Regions from separate parts of the Homo sapiens genome. Here region 2 is linked to region 1. Evidence: chromatin contacts called from ENCODE Hi-C data. All regions are on one chromosome and are shown on one strand. Each heading gives the region's core, a stretch centred on a gene start or an enhancer-like site at or near the end of the contact. The rest is flanking DNA. Distances are from core to core; before and after follow the strand shown.

Region 1 (5,161 bases), core at 820-3,319:
TGTGCTTAAGTTGTGGGAGATAAAGCTAGAAAGAAAAATAGGAGAAAAATCATAAAAGCCTTGTGTGCAAACGAGTCTGAATCTCAAAGCTACAAGAACTCTTTACAGTTTGATCCCTGAATTCTCCCTTTCCCTTCCTGATGCTGGTTCTTCTCCCTTATTATGGATAAAAGCATCCTGTATTTAAGCACTTCTTAGCTTTCTCTGTTTTCTGGCTCACCTCCTCCATTTTTTTCTCAAGTGTTTTTCCAATGACATGCTTTCTAGACTCACAATATCCTAACTGCCCTCATCTGGAACGCTAACGCCTCACGAAGGGACACAGAACTGGACACCAAAATGCACGGATGTTTCTTCTCTAGAGTACAAGGCATTATGAGAAAAGTTACGGAAATACCGGATGAAAATGACTTGCAGATGAAAAAGTTTTTATGTTAGTTTTGTAAATACATGAGTATATTTAGTAAAATCAATATATTCTCAAGAATATAAGAATGTTAAATAAACTTATTCTTAAGAATAAATACCAGTCTGTTAAACCAACAACTAGTGGAAAAGGAAGGAAGCACAACAGAATTAATTTGATTTTTTTCAAAGCTGAATCCGTTATTATGTACAAACGGAATATACAAATGTTTCTTTACAATTTAAACATGCTGATTCCTTGCGAATTCGGTTACTAAATCAAAGTCTGGGGAGGGGGCGGGGAGACCGATGGAAGATAAAGGCAGATCAAATCTAAGAGTCCACATCTTGTAAAACTATGGATTCACAGACATCGTCCTTTTGCAAACCCGGCAAGCCTGCCTTACCAATCTGGGGGTGTGTGCCCTTTTCACACCCATCACAGACTCCACCTGTGGACCAGGCACTGCCCCAGCCCAGCCCAAGTCTGCACCCCCTTATCCAGGAGAGGCAGGCGGCTTCTTTCGAGGGCAGCACACCCGGCTCTCCGACCATCAGCTGCATCCACCGCCGAGATAACTACGGAAGCCCAACGGCCAAGGCCGCACTCACCTTGCCGCAGCCCGGCGGCCCCCACAGGATAAGCGAGGGGATTTCGTTGGTCTCCAGGAGCGAGCGCAGCAGGGTATCCTGGCCCACGGCCTTGCTCTGCCCGAAGTAATCCTGCAGCGTGTCAGGACGCATCGTGTCGGCCAGCGGCTTGCCCTGTAGCATCTGTCGGATCTCCTCGGCAGCCAGCGCCCGGGGGTGCGGGCGGCCCCCGCCACTGGCCCCGAAGGCGGTGGCGGCTTCGGCAGCGTCCGCGTCCCAGTGCCCCGGGTCGTCCTCGCCGTCCGCGTCCGCGTCCCCGTCGCCATCGCCGTCGCCCACGGCCTCCTCCTCCTCCTGCGCCTCCGCCTCGTCCCAGCTGCGCGGAGACGCGCTCCCCGCCGCGGCGGCGGCCGCCGGCCTCTTCCCCGACCCCTTCCTCCCGGGGCTGCTGGAGCGGGCCACCGGGAAGTCGGGGATAAGGCGGGCGCCGCTGGGTGTGGGCGGCGCGTCGTAGCTCTCGCGGCTCTCGGTCTCGCCGCCGTCGTCGCCCTCCTCACCCTCGCCCTCGCTGCTCTCGGCTGCCGTCGGGGTGGCTGGCTGCTTCAGCGCCGAGCTCTCCGACAGCCGCCGCCTCTTGGCGCCGGGCGGCGAGGGCCCCTTGGCCCGCTCCCCGGCGCGGTGCGACCCGGCCGCGGGCTCCGCGTGCCCCGCCGGGTGGAGCAGCAGACAGCGGTCCAGGTGCGAGTTGATGTGCGCGGCGGGCATCATCTGCTGGCACACGGGGCACTGCACCTGGTGCAGCTGCGAAAGGAAGGGGTCGTCTTCCGGCCCGCTCACCTCCATGGCGGCCGCCGCCCTCCCCGGCGCCCGGCGCGGCCGCAGCAACCCGTGCGCACGCGGAGGCCTTCGATGCCCTCCGCTAGGCCCCGCGCCGCGAGACCCTCGCTCGGGGAACCAGCAGGACGCTCGCGGGCCGGAGGAGGGCGCCGCTCATGCCTCACGTCCGCAGCTCCCGCGTCCGCCCGCCCTCGGCCGGCCGCTGGCAGCGCCTCACGCGGCGTGTCGGGAAGTGTAGTTCGTGGCCGTTTGCCCCGGCGGCGGAGGCGCCTCGCGCGGCATGTAAGTAAGTGTAGTCCGTGGCCGTTTGCCCCAATCACCGCCGAGAATACCTCGCGCGGCACTTCGGGAAGTGTAGTCCGCGGCCATTCGCCCCAGCTGCCGTGCGTCCATTTCCGACTCTGAGAACAGCCTTTGCGGGGGCGGGGGAGGGGCGGGGGGGGGGGTTGCGAGGCGAGCGTGGTGCGCGTGCGCGAGGTTGCGCGGTGGCGGACGCAGCCCTCCGCCCAGGCCTGCGAGTCGCGCGAGGGCAGGGAGGAGCCACGGACTGCGCGAGGTTGTTGGAGCGGCGAGCGCCGCTTTCCCGGCCTTCCGTGCTGGGCTGTTGAATGGGCCTGTGGGGACAAGCAGGAGGCGGCCGCAGCGGGTCGTTTGTAACGAAAGGGAAATGGGGGAAAAAACCCAAAAGCCTCCAATAGAAAACCAGTGTTCTATTGGACGTGAACAGCAGAAAAAATACAAACAAGTACGCGAGTGAAAGAAATGCTCACCTCAGTAGTGGTCAGGGAAATGAAAATAAAGCGTCCCTCGCCCCCTTTTAGATGTGTTGGCGTTTAAGTCAAGGGCGGTTCACCTACAGCGCGCTTCGAGCCAAGAGATGCTTCTCGCGGGCCGCTGTGTAATAGTGGCAAATCGGAAACACCAGCCTTCTGTCTCCTTAGCAACCAAATGATGGGAGGCGCCCGTGTGCAATTACGTCCTAGACGGATAGAAATGGAAAGAATATCAGATTAAAACAAGTGTGGTAGTCTGCATCTTTGAATGAATTACCATGTTATTTTTTGCTTTTGTCTAAGTCTCCCGTTTTAAAACATGTATCTCAAAACAGGCATTTTTGGTAACTAGAAGAGGTAAATGAATTGAGGGAGAATGAAGACTTTTCCGAAATTTGGCCAAAACTTGAATTTTTATTTCATCTGGGCAAGAGCACATTGAGGGTCTCACTCGTTCTGTCGCCCAGGCTGGAGTGCAGGGCCGCGACCAGAGCTCACAGCCTTGAACTCCTGGGCGCCCGGGACCCTTCCGCCTTAGCCTTTGGAGTCGTCCTGGGGTTACAGGCTGAGCCACCACGCCTGGCTGGCTGGTTAAGAGTTGTTTCTAACTAAAAAAGTTAGGCTCAAAAATAAGATTAATAGAAACGCTAGAGAAACAAGTTAAACTTTAATCATCATGTAACGTGAAACTACCAAAAGAGGATCGTGAGCTTTCATTATTTTTTTGAGACGCAGTTTCACTCTTGTCCAGGCTGGAGTGCAATGGCGCAATCTCAGCTCACGGCAACCTCCGCCTCCCGGGTTCCAGTGATTCTGCTGTCTCAGCCTCTCGAGTAGCTGGAATTACGGGCGTCCGCCACCACACCCAGGTAATTTTTTTGGATTTTTAGTACAGACGGGGTTTCTTCCTCGAACTCCCGACCTCAGGTGATCCGCCCACCTCGGTCTCCCAAAGTGCTGGGATTACAGGCATGAGCCACTGCGCCCGACCGTGAGCTTTTTTTTTTCATTTGTCCCTCAGCAGTGAGAGGTGACAGCATTCTGGCAGCCCTCTCAGTCCTCGCTCGCTCTCAGCGCCTCCTCTGCCTTGGCGTCCACTCCGGCCGTGGTTGCGAAACCCTTCAGCCTGCCGCTGTACTATGGGAGCTCTTTCCTGGGCGGGCCAAGGCCGGAGCTGGCTCCCTCAGCTTGTGGGGAAGTATGGTGGGAGAGGCGCGGGCGGGAACCGGGGCTGCGCGCGGTGCTTGCGGGCCAGCGCGAGTTCCGGGTGGGAGTAGGCTCAGATAAGCCTCGCGCTCGGAGCGGCCTGCACCACCGGCCCAGGACGGTGAGGAGCTTAGCACTTGGGACAGCACTTCTCGCCAGGCCGTAGTTGCCTCCACGCAGCGCAAGGCTCAGGCCTGCCATGCCTGAGCCTCCCCCCAACTGGGGACTCCTGCGCGGCCCAAGCCTCCCTGAGAAGCGCTGCTTACTGCCTCACGGCACCCAGGGCCGTTCACCACCCCAGAGCTGAGCAATGCAGGCTCATTACGTGGGACTAGCAAGCAACTCTATACTGCAGCCCCAGTTCAGAAATTAATGGGAGAAGCCAACTGGGTTTCTGAGTCTGGTGGGGACTTGGAGAACCTTTATGTCTAGCTAAGGGATTGTAAATACACCAATCGGCACTCTGTATCTAGCTCAAGGTTTGTAAACACACCAATCAGCACCCTGTCAAATCAGACCAATCAGCTCTCCGTAAAACAGACCAATGGGCTCTCTGTAAAATGGACCAATCAGCAGGTTGTGGGTGGGGCCAGATGAGAGAATAAAAGCAGGCTGCTAGAGCTGGCGATGGAGACCCGCTTGGCTTTCTTTTGCTTGTGTGGGTGTTTTGTTCTTTTATTTTTTGCATTAGCTGGTGTTTGGGTCTGAATTGTCTTAATGAGTGGTAATACTCACTGTGGAGACTTGTAGCTTTATTTCTGAAGGCAGTCAGACCACAAACCCACTGAACCCACTGGCAGGAACGGCTAACTTAAGAGATGCTGACCTAAGACCTCTAACGGTCTCCGGGAAGGTCTGCCAGTTGATTTCTGAGCCGGCGAGATCAGGAAGCTACCAGAAAGAAGAAACTCTGCACTGTGTTTAAGAACTGTTAACAGTTTCCGTGAGGGTCTATGCGTTTATTCATCAAGTTAATGAGAGTAAAAACTCATTGACTGCGAGCACATAAGGATTATTGCAGGAGCATCACAGAAGTGAATACTTGCAAAACAAGTTTTAGGGCTGATCTCAAAGCAAGGTTTTCAAGAAAAGTGTTACTAAATGTGGAAATACAGTACACTGATTTTAAACATTTATAGAGATAACGTGGCCACATGATCAATTAACCCATCCAAAAAATTTTAAAATGGAAACAAATTTCTTGAATCTCTTAATATAAGGCCTAAAATTTCTTTTTTCAGAAAATAATGCTGTGGAAAATCTACAAGTCTACTTGTAATCATTGTTAGTATTTTGGTACCTTAAGTCTCTTAGGACGTGTTTCAAGATTAGACAGTAGAGTTGCATAT
Region 2 (5,161 bases), core at 1,763-4,262, 850 kb after region 1:
ACCCCAGCCTGTTCTGCCCTTCCTCTTTCCCTGCCCTGCTCCCCACCTGTCTCTTCTTTCACTGACGTCTCCCACTTTTTTGTGACTTCTGTGAAAGTCTGGAAAATCTGAAAATATGAACTAAACTGACTGTTTAATTTTAATAACAAGACTGTCCACAGGAAATAGATGTAAATATCTCTCACAAGATGTGACATCATCTAAATTTAGTGATGATTTTGCTTATATCTTCAATATTCAGTGCTTCATCTTTATACTCATGCACTCTGGAGAGGGCAAAACGTATTTGCAATCAAGGCAGTCTTTTGCACACATACCATACGTTAATCACTCTATCTCTCTTGCTCTGTCTCTTTCCTATACACACACAAGCTAGAAGTCAAATCTCTGTTTTTGAATGCATGCTAAAGTACTGTTTGGCTTTATCCTACTTATTAGCACCTTTATTGCAGGAAATAATTGACTAAAATTACATGTTTTGTCTTTGCAGAGCTCTGGTGGAGAAGCCTGGGGGCTCTGCTCTGTCCTTTTTTGGGCCACCTGAATGCCCAAGCCCAAGCTCCAGGTTCCCAGGCTCATCCTCAGGGGACCCTCTAATACAAGCATGTTAATCTTGCCTTTGTATCCAAAGACACAAAACAAAACCTTTTTTAAGTTGAATGTTCCCGAAAGCAAAGAAACACATTTTATTTTCAGCCCCGTTCACTTCATGCTGGAAAACATCTCTTCTGCTTATTCCGTGGGAAGGAATTATAGCAGTAATGCCACAAAGATTCTCCTTATCCTTTTTCTCAGGTAAAGAAGAAAGTTCAATCCTCTCTGTGAGTGTTGGGTCATTTGTATCTGTTATTTCAGTTTTCTACCTGTTGACTTCAATACAGCTGGGATAATTGATGGCTTTGTAGTGCTGATTTGATCCTGAAATCCCTGTGACTCTGATTGATGGCCCAGGGCATCAACGGTAAGACCTGGCAACACGGAATGGATACTGTAGGAAATGGGCCAGATCTCGTGTAAGAATAAGATGTTTAACACTGACTTGCTGGAGAAATAAGTTTAATATAGGCTGGGGACTTGGTTCCATGTGCTTCTACTCTATGCCTTATTGAAGGTGAAGAATATTCAAAAGCCATTGTACTCTTGGGATCAAATTTCCAGAGGATTTTTGACTTGTTAGAGTTGCTTCAGAAACTATGCTGCATATGCCCCAAACAGATAAATTTGAGGTATAGTTAAGTGAAAGTCTCCTTTTCCTTTTAGAAGAGAAAAACAATTGGACTTCTACTAGGGCCAGTTAGTTACAGGTACAGTTTACAGAAGCCGAATTATGTAAAGGCAAAATTGAGAAATCCTTTGAGAAATTGTCTTTACATTGTTGGCCTAAGCCTCATATGGAAATTATTAGTAGAGTTCTCAAAGAAAGGGATGAAATTACTCCATAGGATAGCTTCCCTAAGTACCTCTCAGAGTTATGTAAAATATTTGAGATCACTTTTACCATTTTTTCTCATAGAGAGAATGGTTGGGCTCTCACTATAGAGAGAAAAGTGAGGGAGACCTCTGAGGAGCAGTCAGGACTTTGTTAGCTATCTCATGTCGGTCTCTCTTGGGGAAGCTCCTTGAAGGCAGGACCTGGATCCTATCCCTCTTTATCTTTAATCATCCCTCCCAACATGCCTGGCACATAACAGATGCCCAGTAAATACCTGAATTGGATCTCCCTGCCCATCATTTCTTTATAAAATTATAAAAATGAAATCTGTATATATGAAATGTGTTCCATTTCTCTTACTATTAAAAGATGCTTTCTTTAGCTAGCACAAGACATTGCCCCCAGAATATGATCTTACCACACTTAGGTTGAGTTGTGCTAGATTTACTTGATATCAGCAAAATGTTTGCAAGCACCTTTCTTTCTGGTTGAGTGCAGATCATAAATGAAAGGAAGTAACGTCTATATGTTCTCACACAGTGGCCAGTTTCCTGATTATCTCTAGATTCTACTATTATTAGACTTTATTCCTAGCTTTATTTTTACTTTTGATTTACTTATTTATTTTGAGGTAGGTCTCACTCTGTCACCCATACTGGAGTGCAGTGGCATGATTTTGGCTCACTGCAGCCTTGATCTCCCAGGCTCAAGTGATCCTCCCACCTCAGCCTCCTGAGTAGCTGGGACTACAGGCATGTACCACCATGCCCGGCTGAATTTTTTTTTCTTTTTAGTAGAGATGAGGCCTCCCTATGTTGCCCAGGCTGGTCTTGAACTCCAGAGCTCAAATGATCTGTCCACCTCGGCCCCCCAAAGGACTGGATTATAGGTATGAGCCACCATGCCCGGCCTTATTCTTATTTTTAAAGGAAGAATATCTGAGCAGATAGAAAAATGGAAAGGCAGAAGGATAAACTGGCCCTGTTTTACAAAATAATATTTAAAAATCACTAATATACCATTAGCTTATAAGACCAAGTACCCATGGGAGTACTTGATGATATTGACATCAGCTCATTCAGAAACCTTTTTGTGTGATCATCACTCTATTTCCTCTCAGTTTTCAAGGATCTCATTTGTTAGAGGATTCTTCTAGAGAGCCAGAGTTCCAAGGAGGGCTCTATTATTATGGAAAACCGTCACACTCTCCCATCCCTTCTCTTCTCCCCTCTCTATCCTCTCTCTCAGTCTGTACCCATCACCAACACATGCAAATTAGAAGCAGGTCATGTTGTAATAATAGGACTTTATTTTTAAATACATATAGAATTTAAAGATTCTTATGTATTTATTTGACAGTGGCTCTGGGAATATCTGTGGAAACAGTGCAGTAAGAAGAAAAGAAAAGCCTTCTGCAGTACCATTTTCTGTCCCTCGTGAGTGTGATTTCATTTCCTCCCTGGTCGCACATCACCCACATGCTCAGACGACATATCCCTGTTCTTGGGTCCGTCCTCCAGCTTCTGACTCACAGAGCAGAGCGATAGTCTGTGGGTGCCTGTGTTGGAGGGTACAGGTTGCATTCCAGGAAGGTGACTCGGCTGGCATCCTGCCTCTCGGGGCATTCTGTCACCAAGTCCACAGGATACAGATACCCCATTCAAGGTAGCAGAGCTGCGCCTACTTTGTCTCAACAGAAAAAGGCAGAGATGAGGATTTCAAGGGCTGCATAGTTTCATGTGCTTTTTCTTACAGTGTGTCCTTTAGTCAAGAATTACTTGCTGGTTTTGCCTGGGTCTCAAATTTCAAGTTTGAAAATAAAATATAAAGATCTATCACTAGAACTTATTTTAAACCCTGGAAGATTGTCCTATTCTATTCCTGTAGTGCTTTGTCATTTACATCTTTGTATTTGATTCTCCCAACACATATTTGACCATGGTTAGGAGAGCACGGATTGTTTTTTGTCATTTTCATAGGAAAAGGCTGACATTGAAAGGAGAAACCCTTGTTTGATGTCTTCTCTTGGTATCAGGCAGTGGGTTCCAGCCCTGCTCTGCCAACTCCTCAGTGCAGTGACTTACCATGATACTGTGCCATGTTTCTGGGCTGATTTTTGGTATATTTAGTCATTCTTGTGAGATTTTTAAAGTCATTTTTTTTTAGTGACTTCAAGTGTTGATTGTGTAGCAAACGTATTCCTCTCGCTAGGTATTACATATAAACTAGCATCTCTACTGCTGGCCTAATACCTCTAATCATCCTGTGAAACCACTCCAGTGTGAGGAACTGAGTGTGAAGGAAACTGTAGAACATCTGAGGAGCCACATGTGAAAAGGCCAGTCCCTGTGTCCTAAACAGACTTCCTCTACATTAAGCAGTCCTTTAATAGTTGTACAATCATATAATTTGAAGAAGATATCCATTCTGTACAGGAAATACAAGTTTAACAGAAGTCGTTTCATTTGATCCTTATCTTCAAAAAAAAAAAAACCTGAAGAAGCTTGAAGACGTGGCATGGGTGGTTTAGATTCCATTGCCTTTTGTCAGTGGCAGTAGAAGCCTCATTGTAGTTAAGCATCTGCCTGGGCCTCTGGGAAAACAAAGCATCATTAACTGGCTGGCTAATGAGTCATCTATTAAAATTATCCCTAATGAATTGTGGGTTTGCTTGTTTAATTGCGCGTGGTATTGTGCTCTCAAATGTTAGCAGTCCAGTGGGGCTCAAAGAAATTACACTGGCTTTATTGAGCATTTCAGTAGGATTCTTCCTAAGTCACTGTGCCACGATTGGCTCTCTCTCTTTCTCTCCCTCCCTTTTTCGTCTCTCTCTCTTTCTTTCACTCTCCTTTCCCTCTGTTCATCCCTACCTCTCTTTTTCCCTCTTCCCTTTCCCTCCTTTCCCTTCCCCTCCCTTCAGCTCATCTCCTCTCTCTCTCCCTTTCTTTCACAGATTGTGGGGTAGGAATACAATATGAAAACTCTTACTTTGGAGAATCTGCGCTAATGGCATCTTGAGTATGAACAGCCCCCCACCCCCGCACGTGAAGGGTTGATAGAGCCTGGTGAGCAGCTGGCAGACGCCCCATTTTCCTTCAGCTGCACCCTCACGTTTCATCAGCGCTGGTCACTGTGGGCGTGCTACCTTGTAACTAGGTGGCTGCTGGTCTTCCTTTCCCTACAGCCATGTTGTCAGTCTAGAATGGGGTAGCAAAAACATCATAGGAATAAAGGGCTAAACTACGTAAAAACCATGATTGTATATTGAAAAATGCTTAATGACAGTTTTTACACCAGTAAGAATGCCAAGATCTTCAGGTACAGCTTAGCTTCCACCTGCGAAGCCTGCGTGAGCAGTGGCTGGGCGGGACATGTCTGAATGGTGAAGGTGTTGCCACCTCCCAATATGGCCCTTTCTTTATGAACAGCTCTAATGGTCAGTTGTTATTTTAAAGTCAAAGCCTTCCTTGAGCCTGAAACCATGAATTAAAATATCCAGTTAGTCTTTATTTTCAAGTTCAAAACCTTATTGCGTACTGAAAATGCATGAACTACTGGACACTTTTACAAGCTTACTTTCACAGGAGTCTGGTAAGATACGTGCTATTCTCATATTTTTCTCACTAGAGGGAAAACATAAGGCATAGAGAGAGAGGCTTGCTGAGTCTGGCCCAGATCAGGCGCGTTCATTCGGCCGACCCTTGTGCTGGCTGTACCCTGCACTGTGAT

Evidence for each region. Hi-C counts contacts between places; a loop is a spot of excess contacts on that map.
Region 2: a loop to region 1 is called in a map of PC-9, with 5 times the contacts of the local background. The contact joins the enhancer-like site here to the promoter of WRNIP1 in region 1. A Hi-C loop is called at or near these places in 1 of 168 maps with a recorded cell type or tissue (PC-9).

Annotation. Positions count from the first base shown.
Region 1 is chr6:2,762,301-2,767,461 of GRCh38, reverse strand. It overlaps WRNIP1 (WRN helicase interacting protein 1), which reads right to left and starts at 2,069. Exons shown (of 7, transcript NM_020135.3): 1 at 1,018-2,069. The coding sequence starts at 1,839. It also overlaps a transcript of MYLK4 not described here. RefSeq lists silencers at 1,149-1,468, 1,639-2,098, 2,259-2,308, 2,689-2,778 and enhancers at 2,233-2,527, 2,625-3,504.
Region 2 is chr6:1,915,647-1,920,807 of GRCh38, reverse strand. All of the region lies in intron 7 of GMDS (GDP-mannose 4,6-dehydratase), which reads left to right. Among named protein-coding and RNA genes, the nearest start is that of FOXC1, 310 kb to the right of the region's middle. RefSeq lists an enhancer at 638-1,183. Within about 2 kb of position 3,012, at least 8 of the 41 ENCODE cell types and tissues checked have a DNase peak (open chromatin) inside an H3K27ac peak, as active enhancers do; they include PC-9, where a contact is called at or near this core.